2 separate regions of the Homo sapiens genome follow, and region 2 is linked to region 1. Evidence: read pairs that join two places in POLR2A ChIA-PET (ENCODE). Cell type or tissue: PC-9. All regions are shown on one strand.

Region 1 (2,500 bases):
AAGTACATAACAGTGAAACACTGGGTCCAAATAACAGGTGGATTTTACAGTATGTATCAGAGACTCTGAACTAGCAATTCCACATCTACAATTTTAGATTAAGATTAGGTGCATATTTTAGCTATATTTTAGCATGCTTCTTTTAGCTTTATTTTATTATTATTTTTAAAATTTCAGTAGGTTTTTGGGGAATGGGTGGTGTTTGCTTACAAGAGTAAATTCTCTAGTGGTCATTTCTGAGATTTTGGTGCACCCATCACCCAAGCAGTGTACACTGTACCCAGTGTGTAGTTTTTATTGCTCACCCCCACTCCCACCCTTTCCTGCAAGTCACCGAAGTCCATTGTATCATTCTTATGCCACTGTGTCCTCATAGCTTAGCTCCCACTTATGAATGATAACATACGATGTTTAGTATGTTACTTCATTTAGAATAATGGTCTCCAATTGCATCCAGTTTGCTGGAATGTCATTATTTAGTTCCTTTTTATGGCTGAGTAGTATTCAGTAGTATTGTATGGTGTATATATATACCACATTTTCTTTATCCACTCATTGATTCATGGGCATTTGGGCTGGTTCCATATTTTTACAACTGCAAATTGTGCTGCAATAAACATGCGTGTGCAAGTATCTTTTCTGTGTAATGACTTCCTCTGGGTTGATACGCAGGAGTGGGGTTGCTGAATCAAATGGTAGATCTACTTTTAGTTCTTTAAGGAATCTCCATACTGTTTTCCACAGTGGTTATACTAGTTTACAATCCCATCAAGAGTGTAAAACTGTTCCCTTTTCACCACATCCACGCCAACATCTATTATATTTTGATTTTTTGATTATAGTCGTTCTTGCAAGAGTAAGGCCGTATCATATTGTGGTTTTGATTTTCATTTCCCTGATAATTAGTGATGTTGAGCATTTTTTCATGATCATTGGCCATTTGTATAAATTCTTCTGAGAAGTGTCTATTCATGTCCTTATACCACATTTTGATGGGATTGTTTGTTTTGTTCTTGCTGATTTTGTTGAGTTCCATGTAGATCTGGATATTAGTCCTTTGTCAGATGTATGGATTGTGAAGATTTTCTCCCACTCTGTGGATTGTCTGTTTACTCTGCAGATTGTTTCTTTTGCTGTGCAGAAGCTTTTTAGTTTAATTAAGTCTATTTATCTTTTTCTTTGTTGCATTTGCTTTTGGGTTTTTGGTCATGATTCCTTTGCCTAAGTCAATGTCTTGAAGGGCTTCTCCAATGTTATCTTCTAGAATTTTATGGCTTCAGGTCTTAGATTTAAGTCTTTGATCCATCTTGCATTGATTTTTGTATAGGGTGAGAGATGAGAATCCAGTTTCATTCTCCTACATGTGGATTGCCAATTATCCCAGCACCATTTGTTGAATAGGATGTCCATTTCCCACTTTATGTTTTTGTTTGTTTTGTCAAAGATCAGTTGACTGTAAGTATTTGGCTTATTTGTGGGTTCTTTATTCTGTTCCATTGGTCTACATGCCTATTTTTATACCAGTACCATGCTGTTTTGATGACTATGCCCTTATAGTATAGTTTGAGGTCGGGTAATGTGATGCCTCCAGATTTGTTCTTTTTGCTTAGTCTTGCTTTGGCTATGGAGGCTCTTTTTTGGTTCCATATGAATTTTAGGATTGTTTTTTTCTAGTTCTGTGAAGAATGATGGTAGTTGCTTTTTTTGTTTTTTGTTTTTTTGTTTTTTGTTTTTTTGAGACAGACTCTCTCTCTGTCACCCAGGCTGGAGTGCAGTAGCATGATCTCAGCTCACTGCAACCTCCGCCTCCCGGGTTCAAGTGATTCTTCTGCCTCAGCCTCCCAAGTAGTTGGGACTACAGGTATGTGCCACCACGCCTGACTAATTTTTGTATTTTTAGTAGAGACAAGGTTTTACCATATTGGCCAGGCTGGTCTCGAACTCCTGACCTCATGATCCACTCATCTCAGCCTCCCAAAGTGCTGGGATTGCAGGCATGAGCCACGGTGCCCAGCCTGAATGAAATGATGGTGTTATTTTGATGGGAATTGCATTGAATTTGTAGATTGCTTTTGGCAGTATGGTCATTTTCACAATATTGATTCTACCCATCCATGAGCATAGGATGTGTTTCCATTTGTTTGTGTCTATGTCTATGATTTCTTTCAGCAGTGTTTTTAAAATGTTTTAATCTACAAATATGGGAACTTTTGTTTTAAAAGGGAATTTAGGTAAAATGAAAATTATATAAATTACCACTTGATTAGTTAGGAGATGATAATGAAAATTATAGATTATCCTGAATCCTGGATTCTTCCTTTTAGAAAGACAATAAACAGATCAATAATTGAATTAAGGCCCCAAATGGTAGCTCACACCTGTAATTCCAGCACTTTGGAAGGCCAAGGCAGGAGGACTGCTTGAGCCCAGGAGTTCAAGACCAGCCTGGGCAACATAGCAAGACCTCGTCTCTACAAAAAAAATTTAAAAATTACCCCAG
Region 2 (2,500 bases), 140 kb before region 1:
AAAGAAAGGATGGAAGGTGGAAGATCAACTGTACATCACGAGGTGGGATGCTTATAAACCAACTCATTTTTTAAAACCTCTAAAGAGAAACTTTGGCATTTGTTCTGCCTTTTTAAACTCTACCACTGAATAACCAAATATTACATAAGCACAAGTTTCTCCTTACACAAGTATTGTAAGTAGTGTATGAAGTAGGAATGACAGAGTATGACCATCAGACAATCTTAAATGTACTAACAGACCTAGGTCATACTGTCTCAATCTCAACTTTACTGACATTTTAAGCCAGATTATTCTTTGTTGTGGAGGCTGTTTTGTGCATCACAGGAAGTTGAAAGGCATCCCTGGCCTCTGCCCACTAAACAGGTTAACTGTAGCACCCTTACCTACCTCTCAGTTGTGAAAACCAAAAATGTTTCCAAGCACGGTCCCCAGAGGAGCAAATCGATTGCCCCTGGATAAGAACCACTCATTTCAAACTTTCGATCACAGGAAATACCAGGGACAGGGAAAAAAGGTTAAATAGCACCACAAGGATGGAATCAGCAAAATCAATTCTGTGGGAAAGTCTATAGGCAAACCTAGTTTAATAATAAAAACATTCAATAATTTGCAAAAAAAAAAAAAAAAGAGAGGAAACGTAACAAACTAAGAGATTTAAGAAACGTATCATCCAATAGAAGTATTTGGACTTGGCCAGGCAGGGTGGCTCACACCTGTAATCCCAGCACTTTGGGAGGCCAAGGCAGGTGGATCACCTGAGGTCAGGAGTTTGAGACCAACCTGGCAAAATCCCGTCTCTACAAAAAATACAAAAATTAGCCAGGCGTGCACCTGTAATCCCAGCTACTAGAGAGGCTGAGGCAGGAGAACTGCTTGAACCCGGGAGGCAGAGGTTGCAGTGAGCCAAGATCGTGCCACTGCACTCCAGCCTGAGCAACAGAGCAAGACTCCGTCTCAAAAAAAAAAAAAAAAGAAGAACTATTTGGACTTTATTTTCATCTAATTCAAACAAACTGCAGAAAAAAAAATTTTAATGACATTTGTGACAAGTTTTAATGCTGTCTGGACAGCTTGATATTAAGGATATACTAAATTTTTAAAGGCATAGTAACAGTATTGTCATTAAAACTCTTTTATCTCTTTTTTTAAAGTACTTTGAAAAATACACATTGAAACAGTTACAGATTAAATTATACCAAGTCTGGGATTTGCCTTAAACAATACCTAAGATGAGAATTAACAGGATTTATATATAATAAGCTTAACCACAAACTAGTCATTGTTAAAGCTGCTCATAAGTTCACAGAGGTTCACTGTACTCCTCCTACCTACTCTTCTAGGTGCTTCTAAGTTTTCAAAATAAATCTTAAAAATTATCTTTAGCAGATATTTCCTACAATTTAATATACAAGTCCAGATAATCCAATTAGTGAAAATACATTCTGCAGCTAGCTAATCAAGGTTCAGACTCAGATATTCTCTAAAGTACTTTGAAGTTACTTAACAGCTTTTAGGTTACTAGTAATACCTGCTCTGAAAAGGTTCCAGGCTCAAACTACTCCTGCTCGAGTTCCACCGCAGGGGATTCTGGGAACTCCATTCAGTATTTGTTCAAGCGCTAAAACAGACCCAAAACTACTTTCTTGGATAACTATGGGCTAGACCAATAGGTAGGCATAACTGCTCTTTTCACCCAAGATGTGTAAATGGCGAGGTTCAACTGTCATTGCCGTATCATTCCCATCAACTTCTGGTTTGGTTTCTAAACCAGTGAGAGCTACTCTTAATCAGCAGTATCAAATACCTGGGGTTCCAATCCTTTTCACACATCTCAAAGTGTGTGCTATCCAGAGCACAGTAGAAGCCCAGATAGAAGATAGATTTACGCTGACCGAATTACTGTAAAAAATGACATAAAACTCTCAGTGAGAAAATATCCAAATTTTTTTTTAAAAAGTCAATCCAGACAACATGCTGTTTTGTTTTCTTGGTTTCAACAGTAAGAGCTGGGCAAGCTATTAGCTTCCCTCCGCCTAAGCAAAAAAGAAAACCTCCAAATGGGAAGCATACACAGGCCATCTAACACTCACTTTCCACAGAGAATACATGTGTTCACAATTTTTTGCTTTTGGCAAATACCTCAAAAATCACTTAAAAGAGGCATTTTAAAAATTCAAAATATAATTTGGTCAACACCTAATTACCAGAGACCTTTTCATTTCTGCTTATCCTGAAAGAGGAACACAATAACTGAGCCCACATATTTAATCTGCATGTTTACTTTTCAATAGAGCAAATGGCCACTAGATTAAGGCAGTAGTCATGTCAGATTGTAACCAAATTGTGCCACACCATTCTATTTATCCATATTATTGTATGTATTAAGTCACATACACACACAGAAAAATTTATCTTTCAAGTCTCTCTCACCATAGGAAAAGATTCAAATTTGCAATCCAGACAGGGAAATGGACAAGGTAAGTGACTACAACCCACT

The links. ChIA-PET counts read pairs that join two places held together with the same protein. Peaks named below come from ENCODE experiments on the same cell type or tissue, not always from the same donor. Only the 100,000 strongest peaks of a DNase experiment are listed, where the experiment ranks them.
Region 2: POLR2A ChIA-PET joins it to region 1 with 10 read pairs; 3 of 35 experiments call an interaction of 5 or more read pairs at or near these places.

Annotation. Positions count from the first base shown.
Region 1 is chr18:9,794,051-9,796,550 of GRCh38, reverse strand. All of the region lies in intron 3 of RAB31 (RAB31, member RAS oncogene family), which reads right to left. Among named protein-coding and RNA genes, the nearest start is that of RAB31, 87 kb to the right of the region's middle. In PC-9, no CTCF peak of the experiment used is centred here; no DNase peak of the experiment used is centred here.
Region 2 is chr18:9,937,649-9,940,148 of GRCh38, reverse strand. All of the region lies in intron 4 of VAPA (VAMP associated protein A), which reads right to left. Among named protein-coding and RNA genes, the nearest start is that of VAPA, 25 kb to the right of the region's middle. In PC-9, no CTCF peak of the experiment used is centred here; no DNase peak of the experiment used is centred here; H3K27ac peaks cover 799 bases.